Regions from separate parts of the Homo sapiens genome. Here region 1 is linked to region 2. A link is a loop called in an ENCODE intact Hi-C map of the cell type or tissue named here. Cell type or tissue: psoas muscle. All regions are shown on one strand.

Region 1 (8,000 bases), 220 kb after region 2:
ACCAGGGAATGTGCTGATGAACGAGGCAGGAGTTAGACGAGGGGGCTGGGATGGGCCACAGAGCGTGGGAGGGTGGAAAGAGGGGAGGGCGCAGGCACTCCTGGACGCAGAGGGGCATGGGGGCCCTGAAGTGCACTGAGCACACAGGGCTCAGCCAGGGGAGCGACACTGTGCTGGCCCTGGGGTCCGGGGACCCTGGCTTAGCCCTTGCCTCTGACACCATGTGGTCCTGGGGAGAAGTCACTGTCCCTGAGTCTGCTTCCTCAGCTCTAAAAATGAGCAACACCCTGTGCACTGCACAGGCCGGTGGGAAGAGTGAAGGCAATGGTGCATGAAACTCCCAGAGTTCCAGCCCGCGGCCACTCTGTGGGCAGTGCCCCGCACCTTTCCCAGCTGCACCAGGCACGAGCCACTGGCCTGACTCCTTGCCCGTAAAGTGGAGATCTAGTGGTCCCTGCCTTGCAGGCCACAGTGAGGACGCAGAGCGGCACCCGGACAGCGAGCACGTGACCCCTGCCTCTGAGGTTCCCTCTGGGACCCCCGCTTGCAGCTGTGCCACTGTCCCCGGGAGCGCACTCTGGGCCTGGGTGCAAAATCCCCAGTGGTGTGGTTCTCTTCTCACCAAGGTCCCACTGTCCTACTCTTATTAGCGTGCAGCCCCTGAAGTTCCTGGACACGTGGCCGGCCACACCCGCACGCGAGCAGACCTCTGCCTTACCCCCGCAGTCGGCAGCCAGGAGGACTGGACTCTGAGCCCCCGCCTGACTCACCTCGGGAATGGGGTCGGAGAGGAGGCTGTAGAGCTTCTCATGAGCGCTGTCCCTCACGCCGCACCACCTCGCCGAGTCGAAGTTCTGCCAGATCCTGCCGAGGCAGATGGCCACCCACTGGCGCAGCAAGGGGTGCGGGTCGTTGAGCTGCTCCAGGCAGATGGCAATGAGGTTTCCCTGAAGGCAGGCTTCCTGCAGAGGCGGGACCACAGACAGGTTGGCCTCTGCCTGCCAATGGCAGGCACGTGGTGGGTACCTGCACGGGACAACGGTGGCCACCCATTCTTGGGAAGCCTTGATTTGCTCAATTTTCCCCATTTTAGATTCCTCTGATTCATATTCAGCCTGCAAATGGCTGGCTAGATGAAGGGTCAGAGCCTCTGCTGGACACCCCCTGTCCCCCATGTGGCACCACGTTTCACAGTGGGCCCAGCTCCTCTGCAATGCCAAGGGTGAGCTCTGGGGCTGGGGGTGGCTGGGGGGCTCACCTGCCCCGTGTGATAGCTGTTGACGATCACGGCGAGAATGAAAGCCGTCATGGTCCGGTGTTCAGCCTGGAAAACAAAAACCAGTCCTGGTCGTCTCCCCTCAGTGGAAACTCTCATTCCCAAAGTACAACAGCGTGATCCTTTCGGAATCTTCATGACACGCGTGGCGCATAATTAAAGTAACGAGAGCCAGCTTTACTCCTGGATTTTACGTGGACTCTACAAAAAAGAACAGCTGTTTTCAAAGGCCTTAGAGCTCCAGGCTCGCCTCCCGGAGTGAACAGACTGCTCCTTGGAAGCCCTAACACTGCAAGACGGGCACAGACCTGGTGGATGCCTCCTCTGTCACAGGCCAGCCGTGGCTGTCGGTATGAAGCACCCGGACCTCACCTCCCCAGCCTGCCCAGCACTCTGTGAGCACACGGTCCTGCAATCAGGGGCTTTGGCAGCAAAAGGCATGGAGGCAGCGCTCTAGGTTTCACTGGTTTCTCCTTTCTGCTCTACTGTGACTCATTTTCATTCTGTCCTTTCCTCTGTGCCTCCGCTGACCTGGAAACCAGAGTCTATTTGTAACTTTTTAGCGGTGCCTTAGTTTTTTACACACACGTCGCGCGGTCTAGTGTCCTACGCGCCTCTTGGATTATTGCAGGGCTCCTTGGATTATTGCAGGGCTCCCAGGGTACCTGAGTCCTCCTCTTGTTTAACCCTCCAATTCGCCATGAGTATTCTTCATTTTTACAAATCTATAGATGTGCCAACACGTGTGCCAACTTCTTGGCTTTTTGCCGTGTCCTGCATCTTGCTTTCCCCTCCTGGTTCCGTTTCCTCCTCGCTGACATGTGGTCTTTCTAGCCATGGTCTGTGGGGTTCGGAAGGAGTAAACTGTTGGTGTCTGAACGCTGCTTACTACACCCCCATTCCTGAGTGGTGACTGAGCTGGGTGCAGGTGACCCGACCGTGGTCGCTTTCCTCGCACGCCGAGGGCTCCCCTGTCCCCGGCCGAGAGCCGCTGCTGATGAGAGGTCTGCTGTTGGGGCCGGTGCTGTCTCCTCCTTTGCTAATAACGTTTGTTCTGGGGACTTTTAAGGTTTGTCTTTATGCCTTCGATATTTGCTGTTTTCATTATGATGCGTCTATGTACGAATTTGTTTCTCTTTAACCTTCTCAGGATTCATCCTGCTTTTAAAATCGGAACTCTCCTTTCTTCAAATCTGGAAAATTCTCAGCCACTATCTAATCAAAAACTGCTTCTCTACTTATTCTCCTCTCATTCTGAACCATGCTGGCTACATGGTGAACGTTCCCAGCCCGGCTCTTAGCCCGGCTTTCATATCTTCTCGCTTAGCTTCATGGACGGCGCTCCAGGTGGCTCCTTCATGAATTCTCTTCTTGGCTGTCTGTTCTGTGATTTAATTCATCTCCAGAGTTTTCAATAACAGTGCATGTCTTTTCTTTTTCACAGCTTCAATTTGTTTTTTCAGATCTGCTTATGAGTTTAGAAAAATCAATCGTTTCTGAGGATGAGTAGGAAGCACTGAATGTTTTCTCATAACAGGCACAAAGCACTGAAGAAACAAAACAATGGTTGATGGTTTGACAGAATCATAGCAAATTCTTTCTAGTCAGTCATTTAAGAATATTTATATTATTTATTTATTGAGTGGAGACGGGGTCTCACTCTGTTGCTCAGGCTGGAGTGCAGTTGTACAGTCACAGCTCATTGCAGCCTTGACTTCCCCGGGCTCAGGCGATCCTCCCACTGCAGCCTCCTGAGTAGCTGAGACCACAGGCGTGTGCCACAACGCCAGACAAATTTTTTTGTATTTTTGGTAGAAACGGGGTTTCACCATGTCGCCCAGGCTGGTCTCGAACTCCCGAGCTCAAGCAGTCTGTCAGCCTTGGCCTCCCAAAGCGCTGGGATTACAGGTGTGAGCCACCATACCCAGCCTCCTTTTCATTCTTTCAAACCTGGCTGTGTCCTCAAAACTTCCGCAGGCTCGTGGCTGAGGTGGGGCCGTTCATGTGAGCTTAGCTCACCCTCGCGCCCAAGTCGCCAGTGAGCATTCTTCCTCACTTCTTCATGTGGGATTTGCTTTCTTCCTTATTCTTAAGAATGGGAAGTGATGGTTTCCAAAACTGATACAAAGTATCAACTTTAACTGCCTGTGATGTTTCAATACAACACAAAGTGCACATACTGTTTACCTTTTGGAAAATAGTCCTGTTTGTTTTGTGTTTTAAAAAATCCTTTAGCTTAGAAAACCAACTAGGGGGTGAAATTACATACAAAAGTTCCTTTATACAGCAAAGCCACCGAACACTGTGTAAACTAGCTAATATGTTTAAATATTCTGGCAATATTAAGTTATGTTAAAGAATTATTTAGGATATATCTATTTTGTTCTCATTACTAAGCTGGGAGTTAGAAATTAAAACATTATGAAACATTTATAGAATAACTATACACCCTATTCATGGATTACTAATTTTCAAACAATTTAATACAATAAAGTATACTGAAAATTTAAACTTTCAAACAACCTTCTTTCCTTCCTTTCCTCTCTCCCTTCCTTCCTGAAATGGGGTGCTTCGATATCTTCTTGTGCTCCAAGACCTTCCCAGGCGCCTGAACTCTCATATTACAGACGTGCGGCGCTCACTAGTCTAACGCGGCGGACAGCAGGGAGAGTGGATTTGACTATTTTGCAAAGAAGTCCCAGTGAAAAGAGACTAAAATAAACTAAAACCACCCATGTGTCCGGGTTAACTGAGCTCTTGTTTAGAGACAGACACGAAATAACAGCTGCGCTCATGGTAGTAAGCAAAGGGCCATGTCTAACGTGAAGCAGTTGCTGACCCCGTGGACGTGGCCCCTGCTGTGACCCTTGACCTTTCTCCTGTAGCCCCCGTCAAAAGGCCCCACCGCAGTGCAGCGTGTGGGCAGAGGCGAGTGCTGAGTCCCAAGCCCGTGGAGAGCGTGCTGCCCCGTCCTTACTGGCATGTAGGGGTCCGCCAGGACCGACAGGAAGTACTTGTGGCCGTTGTCCTTCACGAGGTCCGCTTGGCACGACTGGACAGAAAGAGACAGAGGAGAGGCAGTGAGTGCAGTGTCCCGCAGATGCCACAAGCTTCTCATGGTGCGTGAACGAATAAGGGCAGGGACTTCTTATACCTCAATTATTTCCTCCTTTCAAGCCCAGTTTTCATTTGAAAAACAGCTGCAGCCGGTGCCTGCAGACATGCTTTCCTTGGCTAAGAAGGGGAGGGATCCCACGAACGCCCAGAGGAAAGCAGCTCCCAGACGTTTTCTTTCACAACGTCCGGGCACCTGCTGGGGAGTGCCCTGCAGCCCCTGCCTGCACCCCGCTCCTCTCCAGGGGTCCCGCTCCCTCCCTCTGCCCTCCACACTGGAGCACATCCATCCAGCACTCACTCAGAACCAGCCTGTTGGTGCAGACCCGGTCCCGCTCAAGCTTTTCTTGGGGGTTTGCTTGGACTTACAAAATGCTGAAAACCAATCGTGTGTGAGGCAGTAATTCCCAGTGATTTGTGTGCACAGTCCCACTTGAGCAGGTGCTTCCCACTGGCCCCACTTGTTCACCCTCAGGGGCAGCCCCAAGGTGGGAGGTTTCCTGGTGCTAAAGCTGCTGCCAGGCAGGCGACCTTCCCACGCTTCAGGCCATTCTGTGCCTGTCTACACATTCACAGTCACGTGGCCATGACTCGCCTCAGTCGTGAGGACCTACTGTGTGCTGTCAGCACAATCACAGCCACACGGCCATGGCTCGGCACAGTCGTGAGGGCCTACTGGGTGCTGAGCACTAGGTATTTGTGCCCTGCTCACAGTTCCTGAAGGAGCAGCGAGAGGCACCATAGGGTGCTTGGAAAGCGGGGAGAGGGAGGGTCTTGTACTTTTTGGAGACCTCTTTACGCTGATGAGCAGACAGAACTGTCCAGGGCAGTGAGGGAAGAAGGGGAAGGGTGGGATCGAGGGAAAAGACTCCTGCTGCTAGGAAATGGCAGGTCCAGGCCCGGGATGTGGGAGTGGGAGGAGAAAGGGGCAGGGCAGGTGGGGGCAGGGCAGGCGGGGGCAGGGGCAGGGGAAGGGCAAGCAGGAGCAGGGCAGGCGGGGGCAGGTGGCGTTGGGCAGGAGGGGCTGCAGAGCCCAGCAGGAGCTGCAGCCGGGAAGGACATGGCAGGTGGGCTACGGGTCAGACAGGCTGGGTTGGAGCTGGGTCAGCAAGGACAGAGGACGGAGATGATGCCAGGGATGCGAGGATCCAAGTGGAGGGCTGCCCACTGAAGAGGTGGGTTGCGTTTTCATCCCGGAGGGGTTACAGTGGGGCACACTGCAGCTGAGGCATCGATGATGAGACACAAGCAGGGCTGCTCCGGGGCGCGCACAGCCGAAACGCAGAACCTGACCCAAGCCAGGCTTCTAAGATGAGAAGTCACCGCTTATCGGGTGGTGCTGAAGACCACTTTCAGAGGGCAAGGCGGGGGACGGGGCCTGGGGAAGGAGGAGGGACGGGCCCCTAGAGGAAGGGGCTTCCGAGGGTCCTGTGGGCGTCCTGGAGGAAACAGGCCGGCTCTGAGGCTGGCAGTGTTACCGGAAGCCACACCAGGCTGCCTAACTTGGGGACACTTCTGCAAGTGCTGGCTCTGGAAGGGAATAAAATGATCCTGCCTTGGATATTCAGGGGTAACGATAATACTTCGGGAAGTATTTGCCCAAAACCCGAGGAAAAGGGGCAAGATTTGAAACAAAACTAAGTTTCAAGTCCAGGTTCTCCCTCTTACTAGTCAGGGACCCAGGTAAAGTTTTAAAAATCTGTGCTCAGCTGGGCGTGGTGGCTCATGCCTATAATCCCAGCACTTTGGGAGGCTGAGACAGGCGGGTCACAAGGTCAGGAGTTCGAGACCAGCCTGGCCAATATGGTGAAATCCTGTCTCTACTAAAAAATACAAAAATTAGCAGGGTGTGGTGGTGCGTGCCTGTAGTCCCAGCTACTCGGGAGGCTGAGGCAGGAGAATCGCTGGAACCTGGGAGGCGGAGGCTGTAGTGAGCTGAGATCGCACCACTGCATTCCAGCCTGGGCGACAGAGCAAGACTACGTCTCAAAAAAAAAAAATCTGTGCTCAGGTCGTGGAGTCAGAGATGAAACCACGCATGTGAAAGCAGTCTGAAACTGCAGTGCGATGTACAAATCATGGATGCTGTGTTTCTTGGAGAGGGACCCACAGAGCATGGGTTTCTAGGATCAATACCTAGAAACTGAGCAGTGACAGACACTGCATCGACAGAGTGAGGCGTGCGTTCTGCCAGCTCCCAGCATGCTCCTTTCCAGAGGACGAAGGCCATGCAAGGACAGAGGGCCGGAATTTTAAGAACTGGATGCCTGAGGATCAAGAAGAGAACGGCTCTCCAGTGCAGCCCTGCACAGCTGGCCCTTTCCCACTGAGGCAGGAGCAGTTTTGCAGAGGGAATCTGCTGGTTATGCAGCCCAGAAGCCCCTAACCCCGCCATTTCTCAGGGGTGCTCTTACAATGAGGTGTTTCTGCCTCACATCAATACACTGATGAGGCGGGTTATGGGCTGGGCTGCTGGAATGAGAGCTGAGCACGATGGGGAGCGGGTGGTCAGGGAGCCAGGCGCCGGCCTCAGATTGCAAGCTGCTCCCCCGAGCTGAGGAGGCCAATTAAGCAGGCAGTTTTCAAGCAACAACTGGCTTTAGCTGAAGGTTTTGACAAATAAACTGAGATGCATCGACCGCCGTCCACGTAAAGACTCAGCCCAGAGGGCCAGGGCAACAGAAAAAGCACTGGGTTCTGAGAATGAAGGCACCTTCCTTTGTTTTAACCACAGGTTCCACAAGTCAAATCGAAGCCCACACATTCACGGTGAAGCTCCTCAAACATGTCTCACGAGAGTGTAATGAAGCATCACTGACTCAAATCTCACTAATTCTGAATTTGAGGCATGCAAATCAGGGTGGGAGAACTTAGATGTGCCCTTGGTATCGGAGTCTGGCAACTATGTGGTGTATACTACCAGATGTCTGTTCTGATACGGTCATTATGCCAGGTGGGAACCACGGATGATGATGCCTTTTCATACCTTCATTTTCAGCGCTCGGCAGGGGTCATTTACATATCTGTTTAATACACACATTTTCACTAACTCAAACCGCCCCCACCCTCCCCGCAGGCAGGAACCTGGGAGCTCCCACTTCGCTGGCTAGGGGGACTGGGGTGGACTCTCTCGGCTGCTGCTCACTCGCCCAAATTACAAGCACACTTAGACCAAGGGCCTCGTTAAACAGAAGAGGAAACAAGACTTGAAACCACACACGCGCAGAACGGCAGCCAGCAGGCAACACACACTCCCTGCGTGGCACGGGCTCAGTGGGAAGACCCAGCAGGCGACACACACACATCCTGGGCGGCACGGGCTCGGTGGGAAGACCCAGCAGGCGACACACACACCCTGCATGGCACGGGCTCGGTGGAAGACCCGGCAGGCGACACACACACCCTGAGTGGCACGGGCTCGGTGGGAAGACCCGGCAGGCGACACACACACCCTGCATGGCACAGGCTCGGTGGAAAACCCAGCAGGCGACACACACACCCTGTGTGGCACGGGCTCGGTGGAAGACCCGGCAGGCGACACACACACCCTGTGTGGCACGGGCTCGGTGGAAGACCCGGCAGGCGACACACACACCCTGCGTGGCACGGG
Region 2 (8,000 bases):
ACAGCTGTGCATCGATTTGTGAATCATTCATTCATGGCTGCCCTCACATTGCAGTAACAGAGCTGGAGACGGCACGGCCCACAGAGCCAAAAGCACAAACTTTGTGGCCCTTCAGAACGTCTGCCGAGCCCTGGCTGAGATCAGTGGTAGAGGAGTGAGTCTTGGGTGGCGCGGAGAGGCCAGCAGGGACCAGCACTAGGGCAGACGGCCGAGGGACACCGACCTCGCAGCGGCACGGCCCTGACACAGCGGCCACGAGCCAGCGTCACCCCCGCACCCTGAGAGCCCCGAGGCAGGCCCAAACCCAAGCACCAGGGAGCTACTACGAACTGCCCTGGGAGGCTGCCCTCACACCCTGGCCCCCAGCCCAGAGGCTCGTCTCTAAGTGGGTCTGTGGGACACAGGCCTCTTCCACACACGCCCGGGGGCCCACGAGCCCAGGAGGTCAGCTGCTGCCACCGCAGGCACATCCCGCAACCCCTCCTGGGAGACCTGCGGCAAGCAGCCTGGCTTCCCCGCCCTCCATCCCTGCAGGCAGCACCCCAGCCACTGACAGCCCCGCTCTCACTCCCTGGCCCCGTCATGGGGCCTGGCCCCCGCCAGAGGGCGCAGACGCCCGCCACTGTCCTGGGTCTAGCAGGCGGGAGGCCTGCGCTCCACAGCGCTCCCTGCCTGGCAGCTGTGGCAGCACAGCCTGTCACCGCTGAGTCCTTCAGCAGCGAGGCTGCCTCCAGGGGTCAAAGGTGCTGCTGCTGTCCTTGCCTGCACCTGCCCACAGTGCCCAGCAGGCCCAGGCCGGCAGGAGGGGCCTCTCCAGGGAGGGAAGAGCACTTGTCTCCTGGCTGTCCCCAGGCTGTGGGGACTGGAGCACTGGTTCTGTATCACGTGCGTGTGTGTGTGTGTGCACGCACGCGCACGTACATGAGAGTGTGGTGGGTGGGGGGAACAAGTGTCAAGGTATAGCCCGTGGATCCCTGCAACCCTTTATTTTAGAAAGACATGACCAGGGCCTCCCTGGTGGGCTTGGCTCCGGAACTACATCTTCGAAACTCTTGAAATGTTCCAGAATGTTCCAGGGGACACATGTGATCCCATCCCAACTCCTACCCATGGACTATGGGTGAACAGGGGCCTGCTGGCCCTGCCTGTTCCCGGTGGGGAGTCTGGCCTCTGGGCCTTGCCTGCTCTGGGGGCTAAGTCAGCCTCCTAGGAGGGGATCCCCTTGCTCACATCGGGGCTCAGGATATCCATGGAGGGGGCTGCTGCAGCCCGTCCCTGAGGAACTCGCTCCTGGTTCAGCAGGGCCAGGCTTGGTCCTGGGACATGGCGGATCCCAGGGCGGGATTCCCCCACAAGGAACGACAAGGCTGGGGATGCCGGAAACACAGGGCTGCAGGACTGTGCTGGGGGACGCCTAGCGGGAGACACAGGGCCGCAGGACTGTGCCGGGGGACACCTAGCGGGAGACACAGGGCCGCAGGACTGTGCCGGGGGACGCCTAGCGGGAAACACAGGGCCAAGAGTCTACCGGCCCAAGGAGGGGCCCTCAACAGATGACGGGCAGAGGGGTCTCTCAGAGGTCACGAGGGCAGCAGCATGTGGCCACCACCCAAGGCCCCACCTGGGACCACAGTGGCTCAGGGGTGCAGGCAGAGGTGGTAGAGGCACAGGTCACCAAGAGCCTGGGAGCCAGGGGAGGACCCTGTGACCAGGTTTGAGTCCCAGGGAGGCCACTCTGGAGCAGTGAGGGAGGGACTGGGGAGGCCACCTGAGAGCCAGGCAGGGCCCCTGGCTACCCAGGAAGCAAAGAGATAGGGCAGGTTTGGGTTGGGTGAGGGGTGGCAGGTCCACGTACGACAGCCGAGCTATGGCAGCTGCTGGACCTGGGGCCAGTGTCATGGTTGTCTTGGGTGGCCTAGGGGCCCAGTGGCACAGTGGTCTTGGGTGGCTGGGGACCCAGGCTTGGGGCTGGGGGTCCTCAGTGCCTCGGGTGAGCAGAGCCATGAGCCCAGAGGCTGTACCCCAGGACTGTGGATAGAGGGGCCACAGGAAGAGCAAGTGAGGACACAGAGGCCACCCACCAGGTGTCCCACCGGGACTCCGGCACCCAGCACGGAGCATGACCGTCCCCTGCCTGGCGTCAGCCTGCACCTGCCCAGGACATGGCTGTGGCAGAAGAGCCAAGAACATTCTAGAAGAATGTTCTAGAAGGCCTTGAAAGCCCATCAGACTCTCCCTGGTTGCAGGTGGCAATTTCTAATGTGAGTCTTCAAAATGCCTGCACCCTGTGACCTGGTAATTCTCCCAGAACTTCACCCCCAAGAAAACCCGAAATAAACGAGAGTTCGAGCCTGGACACTGCCCCGGTGTGTTCACGGGGCTGGGGCTGGGGCAGGGGCCTGGGTCATTTCTGCCAGCAAGGCCCAGCGCCGGCACAGCGCAGCCCCCAGCCGCCTCACCTTGGAGTGGTAGGCCGCGGAGTTCTTGGCCACGGCGCACTGCTTCTCCACCAGGAAGCAGAAGCGCCTGCGCTCCTCTGTCAGTGCGGTCTTGTAGCCGTCGGACACGTAATTCTCCAGCTCGCCCTGCTTGTTGCTGATGGCGTCGATGTACTGTGGAGGGAAAGGGAGAAAGGCTCAGCCAGCGATGGAAGGACGCCTGTCAGGACCGGTTTGGGGCAGCCCCACGGACTCAGTCAAAGGACACGTCTCATTCATGCAGAGCAGCTGGAAACAAAACAGCATCTGCGGCCACTCAGGAGACAACCACGCCCCCAGGAGGCTTCAGCTACCCCGGGACCACTCAGGAGATGCCCGATGGCCACATCCCCAGAAGGCTTCCCTGCCCCGGGACCACTCTGGGTGAGTGGAGGGTCCTGCCTCCAGCAGGAGGCTCTGGCAGGGGGCCAGCCTCATCTCAGGGCTCCTGCTGTGGGGTGGGGTCGCGTGCACCTCCCTGTGGCCAAGGCACAGAAGCCTGGGTGTGGATGCGCCCCAGCTCCATGGGCCCCAGGACAGCTTCTTGGTCCTTCCCCCTGTTGCCTGGAGCACTCTCACCTGTGCCTCTGCCTCCAGGGCCCCTCCATCTCAGCCATCTCAGCCATCTCAGCCCCAGCACGAAAGGCAGGAGAGCTGGAGCCCAGGACAGTGGCCAAGGACCCCAGGGAAGCCCTCTGCTGCAGAGGGGACTCCGGGCGCACCTCATCTCCTCTCCCACCCGGCTCCGGCTCTGAATGACGGGGAGCGGGACGCTAAGACACCTGGCTGCCTGGTTTCCGGATAAGCGTGCACCAAGGGAGAACGTGAGAAGGAAGTTCGTGGGGAGGATCAGACAAGAGGTCACCGAGCGGAGACTGGGAGCCCAGAAAGCAAGACCAGCGTCCACGGGGACAGCAAGATCAGATCCACAGGTCACGCCTTTCGGAACAGGGTGTGCCCAGGTGAGGGGCCAGCACGGAACCAGGAATGAGAAGTAGGCCTGATTGCTGCCCTTCCACCTTGGAGCTGCCTGAGTGCCCACCCGGGTGTCCCCGTGGGATGGGGGGATGGGGGGATGGGGGGATGGGGGGATGGGGGGACGGGGAGAATGTGTCCCAGACAAACGCGGAAGCTTTGGAAAACCCTCAGCCCTGGCAGGTGCTCTTGGGCACAGGAAAGACAGGTAGTCAAGCCAGACCCTAGAACCAGGGCAGCCAGCAGGCGGTCCCCACCCTGACCCGGCGGTCAGCCGCTCGGCAGCCCTTGCGTCTGTGGCCCTGGCTCTGACCATGGCGGCTGTCACGTCTTGGCCACTCTGTGCTTCTTGGTGGACACACAGTCGGCCCAGAAAGGGTTCCAGCAAAGACGACAGAAGCTGCTCCAGCCAAAATGATTTCCCCAAAAGGAAAACTGAGTCTCAACCTGACAGAGCTTCCAGATCCAGCTACCGATTCTGAACACACCAGGACGGAGGGTACTAAGAGCTTTAGTTTGGGAAGATGGAAAGTTCTGGAGATGGATGGTGGTGGTGATCGCACAACCCCATGAATGCGCTAATGCCGCTGAACTGTGCACTTAAAGATGGTTACCGTGGTCAACTGTATTAGTTACGTGTATTTTATCACAATTTAAAAAAAAAAAACTTTAAAAGAAGTAGTGCAAGCAAAGCCAGACCAAGAAACTGTAGCTGAGCCCAGGCCTCTCCAACGTGAGCCTCGGGAGGAAACTGGAGAGGGGGAGTTTGGGGGAGAGAGTGGCGAAGAAGCTGAGGGCGGCCGCTGCCTCCCAGGCCCCGGACTGTGCTCCCATCCTGGGCAGAGGCGCCTCCCAGCCTGCCCATGGGTGCAGGGCTTGTTGTATGACTCACCTGACCAACAGGGCTGTAGGTGGAAGTGACAGTTCCAAACCCCAGGGCTCTCTGCCTCTGTCCCTCTGGGAGGAGCATGCCTCCCCACCCCCCGCTGGCCCCTCCATGACCCCAGCTGGCCTGGGGATCATGTGCCTGAGGTCTGGGGTAGCGCGTGACACCACAGCCCTATGGCACAGCTGACACCCGGCACCCGGGGTTCCCGATTCCAGAACCCCAGCCCGACAGTGGGAGGGCTCGACTGGGACCCTGGATGTCAAGGGCTCTCCGGTTTTGTAGGCTGGAAACTTTCCATCCCAAAACGCTGATGAGGCTGTGGGTGGCTGGTGAGGGCAAGGGAGGAGCACCCGAGGCACAGACCCTGTCCCCAGGGACACACCCAGGCCCCTCCTGGGAGGCCGCAGGAGGCTAGCTGCTTCAGCAGGGAGCCAGCTTCTCCTCTGCCAGGAAGGTCTTTCCAGCTCTCCTCTGTCTCGCCTCTCCTCCTGTGCCTACCTACCTTGGGCTGAGCCCCTACCGGCCTCAGGCAGACCCTCCACAGCAGGACTCAGACCCCCCGTCCACCGGGATTGCCCGTCAAGGAGTGGTCAGTTCAGAATCGGCTCTTAAGAAGATGCGGCCTCCGCAAGGGGGCGGCCTCCCCTGCCTGACTCAGCCTCGCGGCCGCCCCGCCTACAGCTCTGACTCAGCGTGGGTGGGCAGTGCCGGGCCGGGTGGGCGGCGGGGAGGGGAGCGGAGCAGCCTGTTCCCTGGCTGCCTACCCCCGCAAGCCTCCACTACAGGGGTGAGAACCAGCCTGGCAGGGTGTGGGTCGGTCCCAGCACTACCACCGGGCACTGGCTCTGCCTGCTGGCCAGTGTGAGCAGACCATGCTGTCCCCAAGGCCAGAGCCTGCCCAGCCACATCCCCCAACACGGAGCCCGGCGCTCCCCTGCCCTTGCAGCCCACCCTGCTTTCCCACACTAAACCCCACCTGCCCCTCAAAACAACGGGCTTGCTACTCCTATCCCCAGTAGGCCTTGACCCTCCAGAGGCGCTGTAGGGCCTGGCCACAGGGTCACCTAAAGGGGACCTGAGATGGCATTTAGGAAGTGAGAAGTTTGATCACAGGTGAGAGGCCCTGCAAGGCAACCTTAAGCAGACTTTCCAGCAAGCTCTGCTCCATGCTGAGGCCTCTGCCGCCACCCCCACTGCCGCTGCCTCCTCCTCCTCCTCCTCTCCTTTCTCCTTCTTCTCCTCCTCTACTTTCTCCTCCACCTCCTCCTCCTCCACAGCTGGAGCGCGAAGTACTTTTCCTCTGGTTATGCAACATGCACCTACCAGGGCTTCCTGCTCCTGCTCCCAAGAACCTCCAGTGACCTCTGAGGCTCCTTCTCCAGGAAGGGGTAGAGTGCGACAGCCAGATTCAGGGGTACCCTGGGGCCTGGGGAGGGCATGATGGCCGTGGCCAGGACGCCACATACTGCAGCCATGGAGGAGGACACCTGAGCCCGCTGTGCTCCAGCCTCAGCCTGGCTGCTGGACTCCTTTCCTGACCTTCAGGATCAAAGGGACTGGGTGGGGAGGGTGTGCTCCGAGAAACAAGTGGGCTTGTGCACAAGGAGGGGCCTGGAGATGAGCACCCACCCATGCCCCTGCAACACCACTCAGACCAACACCCAGGCCTGTTCCAAGGCCGCCTGCAGGGTCCTGCCCCGCTCCTCCCGCAGGGAACTGCCAGGGATGCTGGGGTGCGCCTCCAGGCTCTGAGTGGCCTGTGATGGGGGTGCCTGCTTTGGAGGGAGCTATTCGGTGCCCAGAATCCCTTAAGTGGGGCAGCCTCAGGAATGTGTGTGAGGTTCCATGGAGAAACCCCCAACGCACCCCATCATGAGGATTCTGTGCCCTCCCTGGGGACTTTTCCAGCGGTGGCCGGCCCGGAAAGCATGGTGGGCAGAGAGCTCAGGGCCAGAGAGCACTCAGCAGGAGATCCAACGCCTGGCAAAAGAAACTGAGGCACTGAGAAAAGGCAGGCCCAGGGGGCTGCCCAGAGCCACGGCCTCCACACTGGTTGCTGTCTGAATAGGACTCGGGGGAAGAGAAGGTGCTGCTTGGAGTGGTCACCCCAGGACAGCAGTGTAAACTAGGCTGCAGGGCCCCCTGGGTCTCCTCACCCTGAGAACGGCACCTTCCAAACTAAGGCCCCTGGAGCTGCTCCGGTTGCCCACCCTACAGGCGGTTTCTGGGTTTTTAGGCTACGGTACTTTCTCACGCTCATGCTCAGTTCCCCAGGGGAGAGTACAGCGAGGGGTACTGGCCTCATTAGCAGGGTACGGCAGCCTCCCTGGCCGGGAAGAGAGTTGGTGTTTTATTTTTAAGTCTTCCACTTACTCAAAGGAGCCCCGTAAATGGCTGGGAGTGGCACACAGGTCACAAGAGAAACCCAGGGGAAGTCGGGGGAGAGACAGAAAGTACGGCTGCACGGTGCTCTGGCGGGGCCCCTCCAGATCCTGGGGACAGGGAGGAGAGATGTTCCCAGAGCAGCAAGGCAGGGATGGCCAGCCCCCGAAGGACGGGGGGAGCTGACACCTCCTGCCTTGGAGCCCCCACATGAGCATCTGGCTATGGCAGAGCCTGAGTCAGCGCATGACATGCGGCTGCCACTCTGTCTAGGAATGACAGCTGCCTCTCCTCACCTGCTGTTCCAGGACACTGACTCCTCATACAGAGAGGCCACGACTGTACAGGGCAGATCCTGGAAATCTAGGCCAGGCAGGAGCTTCACCACACAAGGGGCCGGTGCGGGGACGGGGAGGAGAGGAGGTGGCGGCCAGCACTGCAGGGCCCGGCCAACTGTGACCTGCTGTTGGACGGGGATGACCTATACGGGGCACGTCCGAGCTGTGTGGAAAGTGCAGGGGACAGAGCACGGCCTGGTCTGTACCTCCTACCTGGCAGCCCGGCCATTTACAACGGCCCTGAGCCTGCCCCATGGGCAGGCAGTCCCAGTGGCTGGCCCCCTCCAGTCCCCGCCCGCCGCTGAGCCACCGGCTGCGTGCTTAGCTGGGTGCCATGGCGACAGCACTATGGAAACACCCAGCTGAAAGCATTTAAGACCCACAGAATGCTCCCACTTAGTCACCCTGGGCTGAACAGCCCCGTGATCAGAGAAGACAAAAGTGATCAGAACACATCTCTCCTCTCCGCAGCATGCGGTGACTCAGAGTGGGGGAGGGGCATTCCAGAAAAAACCAAGGCGGCTTTGGTTTACCTCATCCGCCACGGCTGCTGCAGCTTTCCCACGTTCTTTAACCCCCCAGGTCCCCTGCAGCATATGAATGAGAACGTAATTCTTGGCCTTCAGCTGTCACCATGGGTAACACTTACTCGAAAGGATGCGGCTGCGGACCGGTCAGCTGTGGTGTGTGGGGTGAGAATCAGGTGCCCCAAGTAGCACATGGTCACTGGCCACCTGCAGGCTGCAGCCAGTGGCTGCTCTAAAACCCACTGACCAGGCCTCCCAGGCTGATGGGCACGGTACCCAGGCAGAGGAGGGAGGGCAGCATGGCAGGTGGTTAAAAGGAGATGGGAGGACCCTTAAATCTCACGCTGAACACACGTGCTCTGAGCAAGACCCGGGCTGGGCTGAGCAGAGGGTAAGCCGCACCCTCTGGCCC

Evidence for each region. Hi-C counts contacts between places; a loop is a spot of excess contacts. Peaks named below come from ENCODE experiments on the same cell type or tissue, not always from the same donor. Only the 100,000 strongest peaks of a DNase experiment are listed, where the experiment ranks them.
Region 1: a loop joins it to region 2, with 2.3 times the contacts of the local background. A loop is called at or near these places in 4 of 110 quality-filtered maps.

What each region holds. Positions count from the first base shown.
Region 1 is chr17:80,876,743-80,884,742 of GRCh38, reverse strand. It overlaps RPTOR (regulatory associated protein of MTOR complex 1), which reads right to left. Exons shown (of 34, transcript NM_020761.3): 14 at 4,254-4,328; 15 at 1,259-1,324; 16 at 771-962. Among named protein-coding and RNA genes, the nearest start is that of CHMP6, 110 kb to the left of the region's middle. RefSeq lists enhancers at 5,552-6,151, 7,369-7,418. In psoas muscle, no CTCF peak of the experiment used is centred here; a DNase peak (open chromatin) is centred at 4,252.
Region 2 is chr17:81,094,540-81,102,539 of GRCh38, reverse strand. It overlaps BAIAP2 (BAR/IMD domain containing adaptor protein 2), which reads right to left. Exons shown (of 14, transcript NM_001144888.2): 7 at 2,460-2,612. Among named protein-coding and RNA genes, the nearest start is that of MIR657, 27 kb to the left of the region's middle. RefSeq lists enhancers at 1-321, 322-839, 5,020-5,909, 5,910-6,799, 7,417-7,711. In psoas muscle, CTCF peaks have their summits at 645 (motif pointing right) and 4,970 (motif pointing right); DNase peaks (open chromatin) are centred at 619, 5,019, 7,059, 7,279 and 1 weaker place; H3K4me3 peaks cover 773 bases; H3K27ac peaks cover 580 bases; H3K27me3 peaks cover 122 bases.